Linked DNA regions of Homo sapiens: region 2 is linked to region 1. A link is a loop called in an ENCODE intact Hi-C map of the cell type or tissue named here. Cell type or tissue: prostate gland. All regions are shown on one strand. Links, peaks and the distances in the headings refer to the core of each region. The heading gives the core; the rest is flanking DNA.

What was found. Peaks named below come from ENCODE experiments on the same cell type or tissue, not always from the same donor. Only the 100,000 strongest peaks of a DNase experiment are listed, where the experiment ranks them.
Region 2: a loop joins it to region 1, with 2.5 times the contacts of the local background. A loop is called at or near these places in 2 of 110 quality-filtered maps.

The regions. Positions count from the first base shown.
Region 1 is chr11:846,702-855,340 of GRCh38, forward strand. It overlaps TSPAN4 (tetraspanin 4), which reads left to right. Exons shown (of 9, transcript NM_003271.5): 2 at 500-599; 3 at 3,587-3,666. The coding sequence starts at 3,604. Among named protein-coding and RNA genes, the nearest start is that of TSPAN4, 8.2 kb to the left of the region's middle. RefSeq lists silencers at 1,756-1,885, 2,662-2,721 and an enhancer at 7,806-8,319. In prostate gland, for the core only: a CTCF peak has its summit at 1,751; no DNase peak of the experiment used is centred there; H3K4me3 peaks cover 1,457 bases.
Region 2 is chr11:1,451,574-1,467,418 of GRCh38, forward strand. BRSK2 (BR serine/threonine kinase 2) reads left to right here. Exons shown (of 20, transcript NM_001256627.2): 16 at 2,912-3,035; 17 at 4,775-4,955; 18 at 5,025-5,114; 19 at 7,619-7,666; 20 at 8,927-11,116. The coding sequence ends at 9,150. Among named protein-coding and RNA genes, the nearest start is that of MOB2, 27 kb to the right of the region's middle. RefSeq lists enhancers at 1,446-2,155, 6,407-6,969. In prostate gland, for the core only: a CTCF peak has its summit at 6,987 (motif pointing right); DNase peaks (open chromatin) are centred at 7,468, 9,058 and 9,541; H3K4me3 peaks cover 746 bases; H3K27ac peaks cover 2,855 bases.

The DNA of each region.
Region 1 (8,639 bases), core at 1-4,000:
CTGAGCCTGGGTGTCTGCTCAGAGCCCAAGGCAGGGTGGGGTAGGGGTGCTTGTGCCTGGTAGGAAGCAGACAGCAGGCTGGTCCAGGGGTCCAGGACCCCAGGGAGGAGGCACTGCTGCGTGTCTGTGTGGGTGCAAGCATGTGTCTTGGCCTGTGTCTCTGCATGTCCGTGCTGTGAGTACGTCTTTGAACATGTGTTCTCTGCACACCGTGTCTCTGTGAGTGTGAGTCTGTGTCCCTGCCTGGCTGTCTCAGAGCCCTGAAGGAGCAGAATTTGGTGACTCAGTCATTGATTCAGAGCTTTCCTGGTTGGGGCTACTCCTCAGTGGTCTTCTTCTCCGAGTCTGGTGGTGTATCCCCTGCCCACCCCGACTGCCCCTCTGCCCTGTAGGGACCTGGCCCCAGGTGGGGGTTCCCTGCCCTTCTCTGGGAGCATCTCTGGCTGTACAGCTGAGGGTGGAAGCCAGGGCTCCACTCTGCCCATCTTTCCTTTTGCAGAGCTTGGGGCTTCCTTGGTCGCACCCACCACCTGCCTGCCCACTGGTCAGCCTTCAGGGACCCTGAGCACCGCCTGGTCTCTTTCCTGTGGCCAGCCCAGGTATGTCAGGGCCCGGCTGGGCTGGATGGTTGTGGTGGGCAGCAGTGGGCTTGCCTCTGGGTCTCACTTTGCCAGCCCAGGGGCCTTGCCAGCGGACACTTTGACACCACACCTGAGTATCTAATTGGAGCTCCCGTGGGGAGGGGCTGGACTTTGGAGACAGGGTCCCAGAACACCCCGACTGGGGTGTTGAAGGACCCTCCCCGACTGAGCTCTGACACTGTGCCTTGCCCGGGCCCCTGACTGCGTCTGGGCAACCCAGTGTGAATCTTGAACTTGGCAACAGAAGCAAGCCCAGCTCCCCGCCCCCACCCCCCCCCAACCCCGCTCCTCCTGACCCTCGGTGGCCTTGTGAGGTTTTTGATTTCTTCTTGAATAGGCTTCATCTGCTCACCTGGGCGATGTGTGCAGAGCTTTGTAGATGGGAAAGGGGGTGGGAGGGGTCTTAGGGGACACTGGGACTGCATCCTGGGCGCTGGGCTCAGTGCAGGCACCCAGACCAGCTCTCCCTTCGCCCTCCCACCCGCCTGGGACCCTCGAGCCTTGCCTGCCACTTCCCCTTCCACCCCCAGCCACAGAGGGACGCAGGGGAGATGGGGCAGGGGTGCCACTGGCTAGCCTGGCGGCGGATGCTCTCCTTGGGGTGGCTCGGGTGGTGTTTTTGACTGCAGGTGGGGTCTGGCTTCTCCCAGTCAGCCTGGGGTCCTCCCGGGTCCCCGTGGCACCTGCCCTTGCCTGGCCCACGAGTAGGTGCTCTGAGCGCTGCCCAGGTCACATGTGAGCTCCCTGGAGGCGCTGCACACGGCTGAGTGTCTGCCCTCAGGTTGCACCTGCGTGGCCAGGGGAAGGGGGCCGGGCGCCATCTGCTCTCTGGGCAGAGCTGCGGGTGAGGGTTTCTGTCAGGGTTGGGGTCCCAGGGCTCCTGGGGTCTCTGCTGGGCCCCGATGCGTGGCCGCCGTTCTGACCCATTCCTGGGGCCCAGACCCACCAAAGAACCCCCAGGGGAAGGACAGGGTAGGGGCCATGGGAAGCCCCAGGATGGCCTTGTGGGCCTTCAGGGGACCTCCAGGCCAGCCTCCTGTTCTCTGGGGGCCCCCTGTCCCCTTCCCCCAGCGAGGACCTGGGCATGGGGTGCTGCCCTGGGGCTTGGGCTGCAGTTCTCTACAGAGCCCTTGGGGGGCAGCAGAGGCTTGGGGCACCCAGCCCAGGTCGTCAGGGGTGGGCAGAGCTGCGGGACCTCCCTGGGCACCCGGGGCTTCCACGGCAGCCCTCCCCAGACCTGCCACCTCCCACATCAGTCACTCCAGGAGGACCCAGGCCTCCAGAGCTGGTCAGCCCTGCCATGGAGCACCCCCTTCCCCTCCCTTAGCTTCCTCTCCCTCCTCTTCCTCCTGCCCTTCCTCATTCCCCACCTCTGGGCTTCAGGTCATCTGCCAGGAATCTGGGCCACGTGCTGATATCTTCCCAACACCGCAGGGCCCTTGTGCCCTGTGGTGGGGCTGGGGCTTCAGAGGCGTGGGGTAGGCTGCAGGGCACAGCTGGGGGCCTCTGTCCCCATCTCCGGCTGTGGGAGGTGTGTGCGCATCCGGCGTGATGACACCCAGGAGTGCAGGCACATCTGCGCACGGGGCCGGTATGTCTGTACCTGTCAAGGGGTGGGGTGGGGTCTTTTACAGGCTGACTTCCAGCCTGGGCTGGAGCAAAATGAAATTCTGGGCCCCTTGTTTAAAAATTACCAAGAATTTCAAGACGGGAACAGCAGAGCATCAAGCCAGCTGGGGTGGGTGCGCGCGACTGCCCTTGAAGCCGGCCCCGCTCCCGCATTGGGGACAGCACGGGGCGGAGGCCGAGCCGGGCCCACCTGGAGCGCTCTGGGTCTGTCCTGGGGCTGCCAGCCTCCTGCGGGGCTGCCTGGTGGAGGGGGGGTGGGTATCTCAGGAATCACACCTGCGCTTTTCTGTGTTCTGGAACCTCCCATATAGTCAAAGACTCAACGACACCTGCTCCATGCAGTGCAGGCTGACCCAGCCCCCCACCCGCCGCCGGCACTCAGGGCTTCCCCAAGGGCGCCCGGGGCGGAGCCGCTTCAAGTTGCCACCAGACAGCAACGGGGTCACCCTCCATTTGCGTAGTGCTTTGAGTATCGTTCTCGTGGTTGGAGGTCTCCAAGCCCGGCCCGGGGCCAGAGTCCGGGCGAGGTACCGTGGGGGGAAGGGCTGGGGGTGTCGGTCGCGGGCTAAGAGCTGCCCAGGTTTCATCCCCAGGCCCCGGCCCCGGCCTCCAGTCCCCTCAGGCGCCCTTCGCGAGCATCTTCCTCCCGCGCGCGAAGGTGGGGGGGCTGGGGCGCCGGCGCGGGCGAAGGGGCCGGGGTCGCGGCTGGTGCGTTGCCGGGGGCTGCGATTGGTCCGCCCAGGCGGAGCGCTGGGGTTTGCCGGGCGGTGCGGCGAGGAGGGGAGGGGTCCGCGCGGGGGCGGAGCCGCCGGGGATTGGCCGGGAGGGCGCGGGGCGGGGCGCGCGGGGTCGGGGGCGCGGGGGCCGCAGCGCGCGGGCCGGGCAGATGTTTGGGTTCCGCCGCCGGGGTCCGAGCGGATCCGCGCGACCCGCTGCCACCGCGGGGGCCAGAGCGGGAGCAGGAGCGGGGCCGGAGCAGGCGCCGGCCGGCGGGATGGGGCGTTCCGGGGCGGCGGGTGCGGGGCGCTGAGCGGCGGCCCCGGCACACCCGGGCGCGATGCGCCGCTCCAGCACGGACGAGTCCACGTACCGGCGCAGCCCCTCTCCGGAGGGCAAGGAGCCGGACTTCGCGCGCGGCGGCCCCTTCCGGCGCTACAGCAGCCTATACGGGCGCGCGGGCGGCGGGGACGCCGGGGGCTCCTTCTTCGGCCTGCACGCGAACCCCGGCCCCAAGGCGGCCCAGGCGCGCTACACGTCGCCCAAGGGCAACAAGTACGTGGTTTTCTACCTGGACCTCTCCTTCATCTTCCTCCTAGAACTGAAGCGCTGCGGCATGGCGCGCGCCTGCCTCCAGGCCGTCAAGTACCTCATGTTCGCCTTCAACCTGCTCTTCTGGGTGAGTCCGGGGGCCGGGGTGGGGGCCCGGGAAAGACCCGGGGTCCCTCCCGCGGCGGGTCGCGGGGTCTGGGGAGTCGGAGTCGCTGCCCCGGCCAGGCGTTGGGTGCGGTTGTGGGGATGGTCCCGGGAGGACCCAAGACCGCTGCTCCGGCTAGGAGCCTGGACTGGGCGGGTGGGGAAGGTTTGCACCATCGCGGGGTCCGCCCCCTGCACTCAGAGCGGCTGCCCCACGCCCTGGTCCCCTCTCCTCTCCTCTCCTCTCCTCACTTGATGAGACGGGACACGTTGCACACGTGCGCGCCGGACAGGGCCACCCGGGCACTGCGCCTCTCCTAGGGTCGGGGTTCGAGTCCGGGTCGTGGCCAGTTTTGCGCGGGGCCCCGGTGCCTCCTCTGCGCCCGCTCCCTCCTCGGTGCAGCCGTTATCCTTGCCTCGGCCCCGCCCCTCCAGGCAGGCGACCTGTCGGGCCCAGGGACTCACTTCCGAGGGTTTGAGCCGGCTGCCGCCAAGGTCCCCCAGTCGCCGGGAGGCGCTGCGGAAGGGAATCCTGGACACTGAGCAGGGCCGTGGGCCATCAGTGTTCGCGGGAGACACTGGCTTTCCCGCGCCTCCGGCAGCAGAGGCTTCCCTAACTTTTGCGGAGGTGGGGTCAGGTGTGCTCAGACCTGCAGTGGTGTCCGGGGGGGCCCTGTGTGCTGGATGGAGCAGAGCTGAGGTAGAGGGCGGACAGGGTTCCACCCCACCCCAGCCCCATGTCAGCAAGAGGTGGGGCAGGATTCCCACCTGGCCAGGTTGGAGCAAGCCTCATGGAGCCGCGACCCTGTCCTGTCCCTGGCTCCTGTGGAGGGCAGCTGCAGTTGGGGGTGGCCGAGGATGACCTGGACCGGGCCTGGGGCTTTGCTGGCTGGGCTGGGGGAGGTGAAGTGATACCAAGGTCATTCTGTGCCCTATTCTTAATTCCTGAACCAGCTCCTGCAGCTGGGAGTCGGGGGTGTGGCCTCAGCTCCTGCCTAGGCTCTGGGCTTCAGAAGGAGGCTGTCCATCTGCATAAGGTCCAGCTGGGCCAAGTGCCCAGAAGCCTGGGTCTGCCTTCCCACCTCTCCCCTCCTGAGCCCAGGCTCCTTCTCTAGCCAGCTTGGGGTGGAGGCAGGGGGGTCCCTGGGAGGGACAGCCAGCCTGGGTTGCCTGCTGAGTGTGACCCAAGGAGGCTCTTGGCCCAGACATCCACCTCCAGAAGGGGTCACCCAAGGGTTTGTTTTCTGCAAGAGGCTCTGGAGGGGTGAGGCCCAGGCCTGAGGGGCGCCTTGGAGGTAGGGGTGGTGGGAGGTGTGGGTGTGGTCTGGAGCTGGTGGGTGTGGGGGGTGGGCTGCAGGTGGCTGAGTGACCAGAGTGTTTCTGTGACGGGGGGACGGGGCAGAATGACTGAAGGGCAGTGGGTGTGGGGGCCCGGCAGGCAGGCAGGCAGGTCCTGGGAGGGGAAGCCCTCTCTCCTCTCCACCCTCCTCCTGTCCTCCGTGGCCTGGACACCTGCCTTCAGGGAGAAAGAAGAGGGTCCTTTCCCAGGGGGGGTCTCTCTGCTCTGAGAGCAGCCCGCCCTCATGGAGGACCCCCAGGTGGACCTCTCTTTGCTCTGTGAACCCCAGAGAAGCCTCCATTCCTACCGCATGGCAGACACACTCCCCCATCCTCAACCTGGGAAAGAACACACAAGGAACCCCCTTGGGACCCTATTCTGGGCTGGAAAATGCAATTCTCTCTTTTTTATCTTTGTTTTTTGAGATAGAGTCTTGCTCTGTCGCCTGGAGTGCAGTGGCGTGATCTTGGCTCACTGCAACCTTCCATCTCTGGGGTTCAAGCGATTCTCATGCCTCAGCTTCCCGAATTGCTGGGATTACAGGCGCGCATCACCACGCCTGTCTAATTTTTGTATTTTTAGTAGAGACAGGGTTTCACCATGTTGGTCAGGTTGGTCTCGAACTCCTGACCTCGTGATCCGCCTGCCTCGACCTCCCAAAGTGCTGGGATTACAGGCGGCCCCAATTATTTTTTATTAATCAATCACCACCTTCCCGCCAGTCCAGCAAACTGGAGCCCCGCTGGCTTCATACACCAGCCTTGGCCCCCCCCAACCCTGGGCTGGTGCCCAGTGGGGGTCTAAGGGTGGGGGCGGGGCAGGGGAAATAAGAATGAGTGGGGGTTTTGCCAGGAGAGTCTGTCCCGGGCTGATGTCCACGCCTGCTGTGCCCTGAGTCACTGTGAGCTAAGCCCTCTCCTCCTGGCGTGAGGCTATTTCAGGAGTCAGGCCTAGCGCTCCCCTTCCCCAGGGCTCCTTTCCTTTTGGGGGTGCCAGCCCCCTGTTGTCGGGGCTTTTGCCGCCCACTCCATTTCCTACTCGTTGGGAGACCAGGGGATACAACCTGGCCTCCTCCTCCTCCTCCTCCGTCTTCTCAGGGGCGAAGTTCAGGGGTTAAGGTGGTGGGAGGGACGTCCCCCCGGCGGGACCTCAAGATCCCCGCGTGTGTCTGTCCTGACCCCCCGCTGCCGGAGTCCTGCTGGGCCTGTGGGGAGGGCATGGGGGAGCCCCAGTGGGCAGCCAGTGACCAGAGCCGTGGGCAGTGGTGGGAGCCGGGGTGGGGTGAGGAAAGTTGTGTGTGACTGGGGGGCTGTGCCCGTCCTGGGTGTGGCTGTGGGTGTGGGGGCAGGGGCTGAGCCCTGTAAGTGGTACAGGTGCGGCCAGGGCACTGGGAGGGGTTGGGGGGCTGGGAGTGGGGTCCCATGCCTGGCTCGTGTGCGGTGGTCAGGGTGCAGCTTCCCTCTGCCCCCAGCTTGCCTGGCTGCCCCTTAGCTTTGCTCTCCTGTGCCCTTAACCCCAGCCTGGCACCCCTCTCTCCCACCTTTGCCTCCATGTTCTCCTCAAAGCCCCCCTTCTTCCAAATGCAGACCCTCCAAGGCCCTCACAGTACTCCTGGCTTCCAAGGTCTCTTTGGGTCCAGGCCTGAGCCCCCCTCCACACCCATGGTCAGGCTAGGGCCCCTGGTCACTGACGGCCTGGGGCAGCCTGGGGGCCTACCTGGGAGGGGAAGGGAGGGGCTCGCTCCAGAAGGCTGATTGACGTATTTCTTTACAGCGTTGGTTCGGATTTCCCAGGCAGGCATCTTTGCTGGGGTCTGGGAGGGTGGGGCTGCTGGCAAGAGTCTGTGCTCAGAGCCTCCAGCTTTGGGTGGAGTGGGGAGGGTTCCTGGGGCAGCCAGGGTGGGGAGGTAGGATGTGTCCTGGCCTGGTGGTGGGGGACCCGGTGGGGCCTTCAGAGTTCAGAGCACTGGTGCCAACTCCTAACCCCATGGACATCTGGGGACATGCTACCTGCCTTCAGCAAATAGAGGCCCTCACCCGGTGATGGCAGCTCCGCTGGGGCACAGCCACTGAGCCTTCCTTTGAGCCCTCCCTGCAGAGGTTGGGGAGTGGGAAGCAGGCTGCCTGTGGTGGGGCCGGGGTGTCTCCTGGGAGCCTCATTCCGGGGGAGGCTGGGTGCAGGGCCCGTGAGCCTGAGCGAGGTGTCCTGGTCCAAGGCAGGTGCCGACACAGACACAGGTTAGCAATGGTGAGGGCGTGGGGGGCTCTGCTGCCCTGGGACCCCCACCTTCAGGCCTCTGTGCTGCCTGGTCAGCTCAGCTGCTGCCAGCGACACTCTTCCCCTAATGGAAGTGGAGGTCCCGGGGCGGAGGGGAGAGGACGGGGCCTGCTCTTCCCGCCTGTCAGGGATGGAGGCAGCCGAGCTATTTAGCAAGGTGCCACCACGAAGGGCTGTCCTCCCGCCCTCCTGGCCTCGGCTCCTTCCAGACGCTGCTCCCCAGGGTGGGTGCTGCTCCCCTTTCTCTTCACCCGCAGCACCAGGAGCTTGGTGGAAGCTCCGGCCGTCTCCGCACTGTATGGTTAGGGCCTGGCTGGGGGACCGGGTGGGGGTTGGAGTCCCACCTGCCAGTGCGGGACGCCGGGCAGGTTCTGCCCTCCTTGAGGCCTCATTTTCCCATCTGCACCATGTGGGGCGGTAGAGGGTGAGGTCCCCATATACTGGCCTGGCTCGGGGGTTGAATGGAAATGTGGGAGGCCTCTCAGTTCCCCACCACCTGCGCTGATCCCCGGGGAGACCCCCCAGGTGGGCAGTGTGAGTCTCGGAGCCAGGTGGTCCAGGGCCCCAGCCTGGAGGGGCACGGGGGCTGTCCTGGCTCTGCGCTGCCTGGGCTGTCAACCCTGGAGGTGTGGGGGCCCCTCAGCCTCACTGCCCACTCTCTGTTGTTCCAAAGGAAAGTCCTGGCTGCGCTTGAGGCCTCTGCTCTAAGATCAGCAGTGAGCCTGGTGGAGGGGGTGCAGTGGGGGCCAGCCTTGGCTTCCCCTCCCCTGGGATGAGCTGAGACGATGTCTGGCAGATGGCATGGCCGGCCTGCCTGGCGCTGGCCTCTGGGCAGCACAGTGTCCCCAAGGGTGGCAGAGGGCTCTGCCTTCAGCTCCCAGGCCTCTCTTTGAGGAGTTTAACATCCCAGGCCAGCCTTTGGATCAATTGTTCGGAAACAATCCGTTTCTGAACAAAGGCCCTGACGCTGGCAACCACAGCGTGTCTGAGCCTTGGGGAGTGTGTGGCTCCCTGTGGGTGGGGAGCAGCAGCGGTCGGTCGGGGGACACTGCCTACCCAGCTGTGGGCTCCAGGCAGCTCTGGTGCTGTTGGGGGTAGGTCAGACTTGTCCACCCAGTGACACAGGCCTGGCTCCACGGGGCCTCTGCAGGTTCCAGGTCCCAGCTGGCGGCAGGGCAGGCAGGCCGGGCCTCTGTGTGGAGAGGGCTGTCTCTGGGGGCAGAGATGTGGCATTGGCAGCCCAGGGCTGCAGGGGGCAGGCAGAGAAGTCAGGAGGCCCACGCAGGGGGACGGGAGTGAGCGTGGGGGACCTGGGCTTCCAGCCGCGCTTGTGCGATGTG
Region 2 (15,845 bases), core at 5,669-9,668, 610 kb after region 1:
AAGTTCGAATTCCCGGCTGTGAGGGGAAGGCCAGCCAGGGGAGGAGCCCCCAGCCCTGTTGAGAAGCTTCAGGCCTTGGGAGAGCCTAGGGTTGGCTGGAGGCGAGCAGGGGGTACACTGGGCAGAGTCTCCCCAGGGCCTGAGCTCGCCAAGGGCAGAGACCGGGTCGCTCAGGTCTCAAGGAGAAAGCAGCCCGTGTTAAGAACAAAGGGGCAGCAGGCCTGGTGGGAACACGTGTGCAGGGGCGGAGCGGAGCAGCCAAGCCGAGGTCTGGCCCCGCCGCCTTTCTGAGCCGTGAGAGGTGCCACTGCAGAGACTCTACAGCGCCCAGGTGCTGAGATGCCCTGGGGGCCGCTGTGACTGGTGTCTGGACAAAGATGTCCCCAGAGAGACCCCTTCCCAGCGCCCAGGCCCTCTCCCTCCTCTCCACGATGGCCTCAGTCACTGGGCAGTGTCTCGGAGACCAGGCGACTGGCGGTGTACACATATGAGCCTGCAGCGTGACCCCAGGCCAGGCAGCGGCAGAGAGCGGCGGTCAGGCTGGAGTCACTTCACAGGAGACCCCGGGAAATGAAGATGTGGCCAGCTGTGGACTGAGTAAGACGAGAACCTTCGTCCTGCTGCTGGCTTTAAACCAGGGGCCCCTGTGGAAACTGCTCAGTGCTAAGCCCCAGGAGCAGCATCTGCAGCCTGTGCCAGGATTCCACCCAGTGGCCTTTCTGCGCCGATCAGGTGGCCCTTCCAGCTGGGTGCCCAGGTCGGAGGTGTGTAGGTATTGTCGCAAGCCCAGATGCACAGGGCTCAGCAGACTTGGGAACCTTCCGCCTAGGCCCTGACATTGCCGTTTCTGCTGCTACCAAAAGCTTTCATGAACAGACTCATAATTATCTTCCTCAGAGAAGGTGGAAAACATCAAAGCCGAGAAGGTGGCTTTGATGCCACTGTGGCTGCCTGCGCTTCTCCCCTCCCCCATCTTGAGATGGCCTGGAGGCCCTGACCCCTCTCAAGGGTCCGGCACGGATGCCTCCCACAGCCCCACCCAAGGGCCCGGCACAGACACCCCTTCCCAAGGGTCCAGCACAGATGCCTCCTACAGCTCCACCCAAGGGCCCGGCACAGATGCCTGCGACAGCCGTTCCCGAGGGTCCAGCACAGACACCTCCCACAGCCCCACCCAAGGGCCCGGCACAGATGCCTGTGACAGCCCTTATTGAGGGTCCTGCACAGACGCCTTGGACGAGGGTCCAGCACGGATGCCTCCCACAGTCCCTCTTTGGCGACAACTCGCTTGCTGGGGACCTGAGATAACCCCCAGCCCCAGCTGCTGCCAGCCCCATGTCAACCAGGCACCCCAGAGGAACAGCACCAAGGGAGGCAGCTGGCTTCAGGAAGGGATGCATGCGGTTGTCTGGGACACTCAGGGCTGATGTCCTTGAGTCTGAAGTGCTAGCTGGAAGCCCAGGCAGTTTCCAGGTTGCAGCCTCGAGGGGCGTTCTTTCCCCAGGAAGACCGAACCTGGCGGATGCACCCACCCTGTGAGGAAGGGTCCCCCGCCAGACTCAACAGGCGACTGATTTAAGTTCGTCTCATCTAAAAATAGCTTCATAGCAACACCCAGACTAGTGTCCGGCCAGGCTGTGCACTGCCCACCACGTGGGTGCTGGAGTCACAGTGCAGGCCCCTCACCCCTCGTCGGCCTGGCCTCCCTGGGCCGTCAGGCATCTTTCACACATGGGACTATTTTTGCCAAATGCTGCACCCCTGGGCCGCAAAGCAGAGAGTCACGTTTGTACCATCTGTCCTGTCTCTTCATCGGGCAGAACATCGACCATGTAGAAACTCACCTGTGCTTCCAGAACTGCCAGGCTGCTTTGTGCACTTCCTGGCTCCAGGCCCTGGCATGGGGCTGGGGTAAGGTCAGGGCCAGTGGTGGCCCTCGGAGTTTTGAACCCAGAACAGACAGCCGCCGAGACCGGCAGGACACTGAGGAGGCGTCGAGGGGCTGAGTGAGGGTTGGACCTGGTCCCCGTGCTTGTCCGGCAGGACTCCCAGGCCGCACAGTGGCCGAGGAGGCAGCTCCAGGAATGGGCAAGGGAAAGGGGAGTTGTGAGGCCGCTGGGAGGGGCCTCAGAATCAGTCGGGAGAGGGCACCACTGAGCCCCAGCCCTGCTGGCCCCTCCTCCCGGTCCCTGCCTCTGCCTCTCAGCACACCTGGTTCCACCTCCAGGCAGCAACGGCAGGGGACGCCAGCAGAGCGTGCCACCTCTGAACAGCCACCCAGGCGCGCTCTGCCTGAGTCTCGGGCTGTGCTAGAGGCGCCTCTGGCCATGGTCCTCTCACGGCTGGGCTTCCTGGCCCCCGCGCTGGTGGGTGGGGTTCGGGTGCTCTTGAGCTGGAGAGCAGAGGGCCTCTGCATGTTGGGGTGAGCCTGCCAGCAAGACAGGAGTAGCCTTCTGTGGCCTCAGAAGCGCCTCCCCACTCTCCTGTTGGAAGCGAGTTGCAGGCCCCGCCTGCTCCTGGGGGTGGGGGGCACAGCTGACTTCAGGAGCCCAGCTTGAGCCACCTCTCACAGCGGCCTTGGTGAGGGGGGGCTCACCTGTGGGGGGCTCACCTGTGGAGGGGCATCCCCAGACTTGGGAGTGGGTGGCATATGGGCCAGGGTCAGGGCGTTAGGGCTTGGAGAAAGGTTAGGGTTGGGGTTGGGGTTAGAGCCACGGTGATGGTCAGGGCATATGGGCTAGGGTTAGGGCGTTGGGGTCAGGGCCATGGGTTCTGGCTAGCACTGTGGAGACAGCCGTTTCTATCACGAAGCGATGGAAGATTCCGCCGTTCCAACCCCAGATTCGAGGGAGGCAGGGGTGTGGACGGTGCCACACCTCAATCCTCACAGCCTCTGTCTCCCACTGCCCAGGCTGGCGAAGAAGTCCTGGTTTGGGAACTTCATCAGCCTGGAGAAGGAGGAGCAGATCTTCGTGGTCATCAAAGACAAACCTCTGAGCTCCATCAAGGCTGACATCGTGCACGCCTTCCTGTCGGTGAGGCCACAGGGCGCTGGGGGAGGCGGGCAGCCCTCCCAACCCCACACGGCCCAGCCCCGAGAATCCAGCCTCCTCACGTAGACAGGACATGTCCACGCGCACAGCACGGACGTCCGCTCACCCGTGGGCCTGCCTGGCCGCCTTCACTGGACAGGCGCTCTCTCCTGCCCACCCTCGTGAGGGAGGGGTCACTGCCCATCTGGGGTGCTTGGCCTGCGGAGGGAGTCAGGGCTTTGCTCACTGGTCCCCAGCAGCCCTAGGTGTGTGCCGGACAGGCCTGGGCAGCTGGCACGTGGGGCAGAAGGAAGGCTCCAGCTGGGTGGGTCTCAGAGGGGGACATTTCCATCAGACTCGGGGAGAAGCCCTTGTGAGGCCATGGCCCTAGGGACCGGTGGGGCTCTGCTGGCCCTCAGTGGACAGCCCCAGCCCTCAGGTGTCTCAGTTTCCCTGGTCTCACCCTGCCCTCGGAGGCCGGGTGGCTCTCCACAGAGTGGTCGCGCTCGGGGTCTTGGGTGGGCTTCATTTGTCTTTGCTGGGCATCTTTGGGTTAGGAGGAGCAGAAAGGCCCTAAAAGCCTCAAATGGAGAAAGTTTATTGCCAGGACTCCAGCACCCAGTCCCATCAGGACGCCCCTTCCTTGCCGGCCCTGCCCCACCCTGTGCTGCACCCAGCGCCCAGGCATCACAGGGGCTGCCCCCCACCCGCCTCCCCCACCGCCCCCAGCCTGCCTCCCCAGGGCTGCTGTCCTGCCCTGTGCTCACCACTGCCCGGGCGCCCTCCCTGGCCCCAGGGTCTTGGCAAGATCAGGCCGTGGTTCGCTTCGGCAGCCTCTCTAGCTAGGGACTGGCCCCCACCCCACCATATGCTCTGCCCCCGGGCACTCAGGCCACTGCTGCCCTGGCTGCAGCTGAGCTTCCCTTACGCTGTGGGGACAGCTTGGAGCCCCTGCAGAAGGCTCCAGGGCCAGGAGAGCCCAGCGCTGGGCAGGGCAGGCCTCAGACTGCACTTGGACCCTGGCCTCAGGGGTCCTCAGCGTCCCCGTCCCCGTCCCCACAGGCTGCTCACTTCCTCGGCCTCCTCCCTCACCACATCCCTTCATGCTGCCCCTGGTTGCCACGGCTAACCTCAGACTCAGCCCCTCCCCATGCCGGCCCCAGTGAGGCGGCTGTGTGCCAGCCTGGGCCCTGTGCGCTGGGTGGCCCTGAGTTCTGCTTCCTGCAGCTGCCCCCTCGGTACTGTGAAGCCCACCCAGCCAGTGCCCAGCACCATAGGTCCCGCAACCAGTGGGAGTCCCAGGAAGCCCCAGCAGGAGGGCACAGCCCCAGCCCCGCCCTTGCACCTCCCTCTCAGTGGCAGCTCCCAGACCCCCCACCTCCCACTCAGCTCCACCCTGGACCCCCACCTCAGGCTGCAGGGGTCACCTTCCACCTCCATCTTTGCCCTTAAGGCTCCTCTGTAAGGTCCTGGTCATCCTGTGCTGTGGCTGCCTGAGAAAAGCCCGGCAGGGGCTTAGCTGTGCCCGCTAAGTGGACCAAAGCTTTGGAGGGTGGGGGCTGGAAACGCCCCTCCCCCTGCTCCAGCCGTCTCCAACCGCACTGTGCCCCTCACGGAAGCAGAGGTGCCTGGGTGCTCACAATGTGTGCACGGTGGGGCTGGCTCGCCCCAGGGCTGCCTCCCCAGAGGGCCAGGGTGGGACCTGCCAGGCCAGCCACGCTCACGCTGCTCTCTCTCCACAGATTCCCAGTCTCAGCCACAGCGTCATCTCCCAAACGAGCTTCCGGGCCGAGTACAAGGCCACGGGGGGGCCAGCCGTGTTCCAGAAGCCGGTCAAGTTCCAGGTTGATATCACCTACACGGAGGGTGGGGAGGCGCAGAAGGAGAACGGCATCTACTCCGTCACCTTCACCCTGCTCTCAGGTGAGCTGGCGCCCCCAGGGCGGCTCCGGGCCCAGGCCCGTCCAGGGCATAACCCCCTGTCTCCCCTAGGCCCCAGCCGTCGCTTCAAGAGGGTGGTGGAGACCATCCAGGCCCAGCTGCTGAGCACACACGACCCGCCTGCGGCCCAGCACTTGTCAGGTGAGGCGGGCTCAGCTCCGGCCAACCTGCGGCCTGCGAGTGGGGCGTGGCCAGCTGGTGCTGCGCGGACGGGAGGCGTGAGGACCCGGGCGCAGCCTCCTGGCCCCTCTTGACGGACGCCCCCACCTCCCTGCCCCGAGCTGTGGCTGCACCCCTCAGGGAGCAGAGCCCCTCCCTGGCCTGGCGGGACCACCCGCCTCGCCTCTGCACGCCAGGGACATAGGGCGCAGCCGCACCACACTGAAAGGCGCCTCTTGTCCACCGTAGAACCCCCCCCACCAGCGCCAGGACTAAGCTGGGGTGCTGGGCTTAAGGGCCAGAAGGTGGCCACCAGCTACGAGAGTAGCCTCTGACGCTGGCAGGTAAGGCGCCCGGCCTGTGCTGGGGCGGGGAGGGGCTGCGGGCAGGTCCTCGGCGGAGCCAGGCTGGCCCTGAGCAGGGCCCTCCATGCCCACCCACAGGTCTCGGCCCTGGACAGGCCAAGCATGCCCCGGGCGGCCCATCTGCTAGGGCAGCCTGCACAGGACCTGGGAGAGCAGTGACAAGGCCCTGCCCTCGGGACTCCCCGCCATGGCACCCTAGGAGGGCCGCGGGCTGCCTGACGGGCTGTGACTTCTCATCTCTCCATACTTCCTGACAGCCCAGGGTCATGCCTCCAGCAGGGCAGAGGGGCTTGAGCCCAGCCAGAGCGGGGGCTTCACCACAGCCTGATGGGCTCACACAGGGGAGGGTTGCCCCAGCCTGGAACCACCAGGGTCTAGGACCCGAGGGTCCGTGCCACTCGGCATACGGCAGGGAGGGCTCCCCCCACTCCCCTGGGCCCATGTGTGGTGGGGGCAGGGCGGAGCACTGGGCACATGCATGGGCCTGGTCTGTCAGCAAGGGGGTGTGGGTGTGCCTCTGAACGCTGGTACGGCGTGGGGGCGCTGGGCGTCGTGGGGGAGCACCCGGCTGGACCCTGGGGGTCCCCTCTCCCAGCCTGCATCTCAGCAGCTCCGTGGCATGCTAGGGTCACCTCCTGTGTTTCCATGTGGGGTCCTGGAAGCCAAAGAGGGCCCCACTGCCCCTCCCCATGACATCCTCATTCCATCATCATGCCATCACCTGTGGGAGCCCCCCCAGAGTGTGCTTCACCTTGCTGCGGGCTGGGGGCTGAGGTCCCCAACAGCCCTGGCCCTAACCGAAGCCCCAGTGGGTGGAGGAGTAGCCCCCTTCTCCTGATTTTGGGAGCCAGGCTGGCACAGCGGGTAAGGAGGAGCAGGGTTCCAGGTGCTCGGCCCCGCAGGTACACGTGGCGCTTCCCTACAGCGGAGGCCATGCCGTCGGCCGGCAGCAGCCTCTGGCTCTCTGAGCCTTGAAAGCCTTCATCTTAGGAAGGGAAACCGAGGCCAGGGAACGACAGGGCAGCCACCTAGGCCAGGGATGGACAGGGCTTGTCTGGTAGGGCAAGCAGAAACGGGCCCCGGGGTACTGCCCAGGGTGTCCCCGCACCTGAGCAGCCATCTGGGTGCCTCAGTCGAGCGCTCCTGCGTGGGCTGTAGGCAAAGCTCCCCCAGCCTGGCCCCTTAAAGTGTGGTACCGCCTGTCAGCACGCAGCACTCCCCTGGAGCCAACTCCAAGCCCCTCTCCATTCCTGCCCCGGACCCTGACCTCAGTGGAGCCCACTGCAGAGGCTCTTGGGGGTCTATTCTGGGCCCCATCTATCTCCCTGTGGACTTGGGGAGCCCAGCCTATCCCCGTGATCTCGCTACGCCCAGCCCTTCCCAGCCCTGCCCCCCTCCCACACTGGATGCTTTTGTCCAGTGAGCCCAGCTCCAAGGATGTGTGGAAGGTGGCTAGCCAGCAGGGGGCCTCCTCAGACACTGCCCACCCCCCCAGAGACTGCGGCCGAGGGAGGGGAGGCTGAGAGCCCCCAGTGAGCAGGCACAGGCAGACCAGGGCGTGTGTCCACCCTGTGCAGGCGCCAGTGAGGGCCTTGAGGGAGTAGCCCCTCCCAGGGCCTTGCTCCCACCCCAGTCCTGGACTGGCAGCACCAACATCCCCAGGCCCAGCAGTAGGGAAGAGGGCCGAGGAAGAGGGTGCCTGCCTTGAGTTGAAGGGCAGCCGGAAGCCACAGGGCCCTGGAGCTGCTGAGTGGCACAGTGAGGATGCAGGCCACGGCCAGGGCAGAGTTGTCAGCCCAGGGGAGGGGCTAGGCCCACCCAGGGCACCGGCCATATCCAGGCTCAGGCTCAGGCTGCTGGAGGTCCGGCTGCTGCCCAGGTGGCTCCGCCTTGTTCCCTGCCTCCGCAGCCCCGCCTCACTCCAGGCCCTGCCCCTGCACTGCCCCTTATAAGCCCCGCCCCCTCTGGCTCTGGCCCCCCCAGTATTCCCCACCCATGCCTCTGGGGCCCTACCCACTCCTGGCTCCACCCCCTCCCCATCGAGGCTGTGGGCGTCCAGCCAGAAGGCCCAGGACAGCCTTTCACTCACTCCCTCCCTCCTCTCTCCATTCTGTACTCCAGACACCACTAACTGTATGGAAATGATGACGGGGCGGCTTTCCAAATGTGGTAAGAATCCCCCACGCTCACCTGGCACCTCCACCTGCCACTTCACCGCTCACCCTCAGCCCGCTGTGGCCGCCACCTGCCGCCCGGGTTGTCCCGGCCTCCCTGTGTAGATGTAGGCACCCAGCAGCCCAGATGTCCCCGGCCCCATCCTCTACCAGGAGCAGCCCAGGTCGCTCCCCTACCACAGCAAGCCCAGGCGGGGTTCCTGGCCAGACTCACCTCTGCCAGGCCCTAGGATCAGGGCAGGCCCAAGAAGGGGCTCCCAAGGCCTGAAGCCAGTGAGGGTCCCGCTGGTCCCACTGGTGCAGGCTGTGGCCTAGGGGAGGGGCCGGTGCCCATCCCTCTGTCCACTGGAGGCTGTGCCTGGCAGGGAGCGGAGGGGCCCACAGCTCAGGGCTCAGGTGGGGGTTAGGCTTAGGAAGTGGGATTGAGGGGCCTCCATCGACACACCTGGGCAGTGAGCACAGGGCCCCAAGAAGGGTGGGCTCCCCATTTCCGCCCCTCTTCTCAGGACTGCCCCCATCCCAGGGACCCGGGACATGACTCTAGCTGCTTGCCCCCAGCCCCCCAGCCTGCCTCCCACATCCACCCCTCCATGCTTGTCCACCCATCTGTTCATCTGTCTGTCTGCTGCTAAACTGTGTCCAAGCTGGCCAGGGGTCGGGCTTCAGGCCTCTCTGGGGAGGTGTGGTGGGCACACCCTCTCCCTGTCATCCACTGGGCCTCATGCAGTGGGGCCAGCAGCTGCCCCCAGGGTCCTGCGAGGCTTCAGAGCTCCCAGCAGGCCCTTGTCTTTACGCTGTCATCTCCGGCGTTGGGGTGGGTCGGCCCTCACGGCTGCAAGGTGGGGAGGGAAGGGGGGTGGGGCAGGGCCTTCCGGGCCAGGCCTTGGTGGGGAGGGAGGGGTCTCACCACCTGCCCCGAGCCTCGCTTCGCCAAAGGAGCACTGGGTCCTGCGCAACAGCTCGGAGGCGCTGGGGTCCTAAGTTCCTGGCCCCACGGCGCACAGCTTCCCCACCGCACAGCCCCCAGCGTACAGGGCCCCTGCCGGCCGCCGCCTGCCCACCCTGCTTGCCGCCCACCGGTCCCCGCTCGGCCCCATCTCAGCCTCATCTCTGGGTTCTTTCCCTCGTCGAGGCCTCTTCGTTCATTTGTTTGTTTGTTCTCTTTCTCTCTCCTTCCCTCCCCTCCTCTTTCTCTCCCCCTTTTTTTTCTTTTTTCCTTTTTTTTTTTTTTTTTGTCTCTGTTCTGTGTACCCAGGCAGCCCATTGAGTAACTTCTTTGACGTAATTAAACAACTTTTTTCAGACGAGAAGAACGGGCAGGCGGCCCAGGCCCCCAGCACGCCCGCCAAGCGGAGTGCCCACGGCCCACTCGGTGACTCCGCGGCCGCTGGCCCTGGCCCCGGAGGGGACGCCGAGTACCCAACGGGCAAGGACACGGCCAAGATGGGCCCGCCCACCGCCCGCCGCGAGCAGCCTTAGACACACTAGCCCCCCCCCCCAGCACAGCACTGACAGCGGCTGCCTCGCCGCCCGCCGCCCGCCCTGCCCCGAGTGGACCCGCGGCCGCGCCGCCCGTCCGTCCAGACTGTTCTCAGAGCCTGGGAGGAAAGGAAAGGGGCGTTGGGGCCGGCCTGTGGGCTGCGCCACCCGCGCCCGCTCTCTTTTCTCTCTGTCTCTGCCTCTGCCTGTCTCTGACAGCATCGCTTGTTTCCACTCTGATACCAGGAATTATCCCGAAAAGTTAACATGTCACCTCCACGAGGCCATCCTCTGTGACCGAAGGCAGCTGCTGCGGACCCGCCCTCCCTCCGCTCCTGCTGTTGCTGCCGGGCAGTGAGGCCCAGCCCAGCGCCCCGTCCACCCCGCGGCAGCTCCTCGCCTCAGCTCCGCACGGCCCGTGGGAGGAAGGCCAGGCTCGGGGGAGCCTCCTCCAGCCCGGCCGACCCGGACTCCCGGTCACCTGACCCCTCAGCAAGAACAGCCTGCCTGGTGGCCTTCTGGGGCCAGGACCCCTGGTGGGCAACGTAGCCACAGGAACAGGCCCCGTCCACCGCCTCCACGCCGCACCTGGAGGCCTCCTCGCAGGCCCGTGCCCCGCCTCCCTGGCTGCGCCGCCTCCGTGTAGTCTTGGCCTCCTCAGGCTGCCTCCCGTCCTCTCGTCTCACCCGCGCCTCCCTTGCCTCATCTGGGGCGGCTGTGGGCTCTGGCGCTCCTCTCTGGCTGAGGTGGAAACAGAGACACCCTGCGGCACCAGAGCCTTCCCAGCAGGCCAGGCCGCTGGGCTGGGATCAGTGTTATTTATTTGCCGTTTTAATTTATGGATTCTCCGCACCTCTGTTCAGGGAAGGGCGGCGGCCACATCCCCTGCCGTCTGCGTGTCTCAGGCAGTGGGGGGGCTGGGGCCAGGGCGCCCTCTGAGGACAGAGCTGGTGGGGCGCGGGGGGGCTGGCGAGCTACTGTAAACTTTAAAGAATTCCTGCAAGATATTTTTATAAACTTTTTTTTCTTGGTGGTTTTTGGAAAAGGGTGTGGGGGTGGGGGCGCCGCTGGGGCAGGGCCAGGTTTTGTGTTTTAGTCCCTTGCTCCTGCTTCTTTCTACACACACATCTAAAGACGGTGCGGCTCGCTCTGTCATGGGTTCCGTCTCTCTGTGGAGAAGCAGCTCCACCTCTGGGGGGGCTCGGGGCAGAGGGGCGGTGTCTTGTAGCGGGCGGCAGCGCCAGCGCCCCTCTGTCAGGCTGGGGCAATCTTGGTTTTGTGTCCAAAGGTGAAGGGGTAGGAGGAGGGCCCTCAGCTGGCCCTCCCCACACACAGGACGGCAGGGGCACTGTGAGGCTTTTCTTATTAAAATGAAAAAATTGAAAAAAAAGGACAAAGAGTCGGTGGCGCTCCTCTGCAGGGCGTTCTGTGCAGAGCGAGGCCCAGGGCGCAGCCCTCAGAGGGCTGCAGGCCCACCCTGCCCAGTGCCCGCCGCCGTGCTTCACCCCAGCTCCAGCTTCTGTGTTCCCTTCCGCCCATGTGCCCAGCCCTCCCAGGCGGGCACAGCCCGGGTGCGGCGGCCGTGGGGGACGGCGGGTCTGATGCATGCCTCTGCCATGGAGTCGTCTGTCTGCTTCGGTGCCTGCCCCTGCCTCCCACCCACCTCGTGTATAGATTTTAACGCTTCTGTTAACATTAGACCTCTGCCACAGGCTGGGATTTCTATACATAAGAACAAAAGCAAACACCTAGGACAGCAAACGCCAGGCGGTACAGGCGGGAAGGGGCTCTCCACGGAGATCGAGGACACGAAGCAAACTGCCTCTTGCTTGCCTTCCCCTTTTGTGCTTCGGACACACGCGGACTCCAGCAGGCGCCACGGAAATGGGCAAGCCCCTGCAGTGTACCCCTGTCATAACTGTGAGCAGCTGCAGCTCCGGAACAATAAATCCCTTCCGCAAAGACAGCGACGCAGGTCTTCATCTGGGCAGGGCGGGCGCGCAGGGCTCTGTGACAGCCCGGGACAGCTTCTTGTTCCCCACTTGCAGCCCCTGGGCTGCGCCAGTGTGAATGCAGCTACCCTCTGCCCAGCTGAAGAGGGTGAGATTCCGGGCGGCCAAGGTCAGAGGTCACTTCCGATGTGTGGGGCCATCCCCCGAGGCTGCCCCAGCCTGAGGCGGGCTCCCGTTGAGGGCCAGGGCCTGGGCGGAGCTCTCTTTGCACGGCACCTCTGCCACCCCACAAGGCCTGCACGGCCACCCAGGGCCTGGGCCTTTTCCTGGAGAATGAGCCTTCTTCCCACTCCTTACTTGGGAAGGGTCCGGATAGGGTGCCATGACCCAGCCTTGGGAGTGAGGGGCCCAGGCTGAGCACAGCCCCTGGAGCTAGAGCGGGGATGGTCCCAGCCATACCTGCCACAGAGGGCAGCCAGGGCCGTGGGCTCCACTGGCACGACGCCCTGGCCCAGCTGCCCCTCTGCCGCCGCAGCAGAAGGGCAAGTCCAGGCCCATGCTGTGTGAGGCCAGTGGCCGGGAGTCCACCGCGGCCTGGAGGAGGCCAGCAGCAGGCCTCAGCAGGGTCCACGCAGAGACTGCGGCGTCCACAGAGCTGCCCTGGGAGGCCCACGCACACTTCCCTCCCACGTGAAGGACTCAGATGCGCCGGACTGCACCCAGCTGTCTATCATTGGAGCAGGTGCTAAGCACATGGCTGAGGGGGGAGATGATGATGGGGTGGGGGCCACATCCCTGGTCTCAGCCCAACAGAAGCTAGTAGCTGTCCCACCTCCATTGTGACAAAACGTCCCCAGACATTGCCATGAGTCTCCTGGTAGGGGACAGAATCACCCCCAGGTGAGAGCCACTGCCCTGAACTTCAAGCTGTGCCTGTACCCATCTCTCTGGAGGGAGCCAGGGGGTCACCATGTTAGTCAGGCTTAGTTAGCTCAGGGCTCCGCTCAGAGCCCAGGACACAGAGGGAAGCTGAGCCGTCCTCTGTTTGACCCTGGACTGCCAAGTGGCTGAGCTCACAGGAGGTTGGTACCCTGAAGAGAAGGCACTTGGGAGGGGCCCAGGGAATCAGGATCCATTCCAATCCCTGGATTACAGTTTCCCAGTTCATTTTACCTTAAGAAACAGGCTGAGGAAAGGAATTTGGCTGCTACGGTTCAGTGAGGCACAGGACAGTCTGTGGGGTCGCAGGCTACTGGCCCTGGACCGGAAGCCTTCCTGACCTGTGGTCCTGCACCTGCTTCTCTGAGAGCGGCTGACACACGCACTCCTGGCCCTCCTCTAAACATTCACGGTGAGAAGTCAGCCTTCTCAGGCCCATGACTGGAGGCCCAAAAGGAAACAGTGTGTCAAGAGTCCTGCCAGCTCCCCACTGCTCAGGAAGGGGCTGTGTCCTGCAGTCCCACTTCTGACACCAAGCTCTCTTGGTTGTAAGTAACAGAACCCAAAGCGAGCTAAGCCAGAATCTGCTGGTTTATATAAAAAATGAAAACAAATATGGCAGGACTTCTGATGTGGCAGACACTAGTCTCACTTTACACCAGTCGGTCCTCACATCATTTCTATGAAGAAATTAAAATGGAGATTGAAAAAGGATGTGGTGGCCGGTCTGCCCACCTAGAGGATGGCTTCACAGTCCTGGTCCTCAGTTCCCAGGTGGCTAATCCGACGGACACATCTGGGCTCAGAGCCTGCCACGGCCTGGCCTGAGAGCTAGGGCCCTGGTGAACGAGCCGACTGGTGAGCCCACCCATGGGATGGCAGGTGGGTGGCGGGGGACGACAGTCTGACCCACCTCCTGTACAGGATGCAGGTGGGAGGTGGGTGCTCCAGGGAGGGGCCCTGCACACAGCAGTCCAGGCCTAGGTCTGCTCCATGGGGAGCCTGCCCTGGGCTTTTCCGTCAGCTGAAGGCAGAGGCACAGAGCCCCAGCCTCCTAAGCTATAAGATGGAACAATTCCTGGTGTCACAAAGCCTCAGAGCTTGCAGGAGGCTGATGCCCGCATGCCAGCTTCAAGGTGGGGCGTTCCAGCTGCCCTGCTCCCATCCCGCCAGGGAGCTCACCACAGGTGGACTGGCCCTGCCTCCCCGTCCTGCCTGCCTCCTGCCCTCCAGTGGTGTGGTGCCCAGGCCCTCTGCCCTAAGTCCAGTGCCTCCCCACTCACTCCAGTGACTTCTCCCCATCCCACCCCAACTCCCTACCACCAACCCAAGTCTCTTGGTGTGATCTGGCAAGGGGTCGGGGTCAGCAGAGAGCCAGAGAGGAGGAGGCCAGCAACAGGAGGGAGAACCAGTGGCGACTTTCCAGGCAGCGGGGCCTGCTGGAGAGCGGGCAGGGCTGACAGACGTGCAGGGAACACTACCCGGGGAGCCACGTTCGTGCCAGCCAGACTGGCACAGTCTACACTGTGGGTCTCATGCCGGGGAGTTGGGCCCTCTTGTGCACCTGCCCCCAGGACCCTGTAAGAACGCCTTGGCCTGCTTGGTAGATGCATTGTCTCCTGTGGTTTCCTATCACCGCCATAGTTACCGCAAAGTAAGAAGCTTAAAACACCAATACCTCACAGTCCCAGAGTCAAGGACTGGGCAGGTCTCACTCAAGGGGTGCCCTGGTCTAGAATCAAGGTGTGCTCCTCCTGGAGGCTCCAGGGGAGGACCTGTGGCCGCCTGCATCCCGTGGCCTGGGGTCTCCACCTTCGCAGCCAGGAGCGTGGGTGGAGCCTCCTCACAGCTGTGTCCTGCGCATCCCAACCTGCGTCCAGCTTCCACGATGAAGGCCTCGTGCTCTCACTGGGCCCAGACCATCTCTGCCTCTCAAGGTCAGCTGATTGCCTTAATCCCATCGCTGCTTTCATTCCCCTTTGCTGCTGGGTGGCACGTTCACTTCCATGGGACTAGATGTGGACATCACCAGTGGTAAGGGATGTCTCAGGCCGAACGCAGTACCCTCCCACTCCCGCTGCTTCACACCCATCCCACGTGCAAATGCATCCCTCCCCTCACGGCCCCAACAGTCTCCACCAAACACAGCACCCAGTCCAGTCCCAAACCTCACGTACAGCTCATCAGCTCACAAGTCGCAAGTCGCACCCTCTAAGCTACCCCGATCAGGTATGGGTGACACTCTGGGCATTCCACCCTGGGGCAGTTTCCTCTCCATCTGTGGACCCCGAAAGCTAGAAAACCAGTTACCTGCTCCCAAAATACGACCAGAGAACAGACGCGGAATGCCAGTCACAGACACTCCTGTTTTCAAGGAAAGTTTGGCTGGGTGTGACGGTCCAGCACTTTGGGAGGCTGAGACAGAAAGGATCACCTGAGTCCAGGGGTTCAAGACCAGCCTGGGTAGTGAAACTTCAACTCTACAAAATATTTCAAAATCAGCCGGGCGTGGTGGCTCGCACCTGTGGTGCTGGCTACTCAGGAGTCTGAAGGGGGAGGACCCCTTGAGCCCGGAAGTCTGAGGCTGCAGTGAGCTAGGATTACCCAGCACTCCAGTTTGGGTGACGGTGAAACCCAGTCATTTATATGTGCATACACACACACACACACGTGACACACAGAGAAAGCTGCAAGGTGCTTGTGTCGCTGCTCCCAAGAAATCCAAAATCCAGCTGGGTACACTTCCTCCGTCCCAGCAAGGCCTGGGAACTCCTTCTGTGGGTCCCAACTCTGCCTCTGTGCTGACACCTCCACCCTCAGGGCCATGCTCTCTATTTATGAAACGTAGCAAGTGTTTGCAGCTGAACAGTTTAGTCTGCTTCCTGCCTGCTGATTTTTGGGGCTCAAGAGCCTTTCATCACATCCCCTCTGCCTCAGTCCAAGCCAGCTGAGTTTCTGATGGTTTAAGAGCCTCTCGTGGTTCCCACAGGGCTTCACCGGATCCGTAAGACCCAAGGCTCGTCCACAGACCCAAGGCTCGTCCACAGACCTCCCACAGCGGTCCCTGCTTTGAGCATCTGCTTGGGTGACCCGGGGCATCCACCAGCCACAGGCTCGCCCTCCTCCAGGAGCTCTTGGTGTGGCCGTTACTCTGAGCACACATTCCTGACAGTGAATCTCCTGACATCAGCATCTTCAGCTGAGAATTCCCGATGGCAGGGTGCTCACCCCTCTGCTAATGTCCTTCTCTCACTTAGTGGCCAACCTGAGCAGCGCAAGGGGCCCAGGCTGACCACCCTCGAGTGCTGCCCGCACGTGGCAACGGGACAGAGTGCAGCTGCACCTCTGCCCCCATGGACGGGGCTCTCCCTGGCTCCCGTTCTTTCCTTTCCCTCTGAGCTCCCACCTGCACCTTTAACCCCACATGTCCGAGGACGGGCGGGTCAGAGGGGCTCTGACTCTTCTCAGAGCCCAGGCTGGTTCCTCCGAGCCCCTCGAGCCCCGCTCGCCTCCATCCTTCTACCACCTGTTTAACAACATCACGGGCTTTTTCTATCACCCTCAAAATTCTTTCAGCCCAATTCCAAAGCCACTTCCACCTTTCTAGGTATTTGCTACAGCAGTGCCTCATGCCTAGAACCAAAATCTGCCTTCATCTCCTGTTGCTGCAGTTGCCATGAACTTCGTGGCTGGAGGCAAAATGAACTTACCTCAAACGGACCTCACCGGGCTAGTCTGCAGGGCCAGTTCTTTCTGGGTGCCTTCCTTTCCCAGCTTCTAGGAGCTGCCTGCACTGCTGACTCA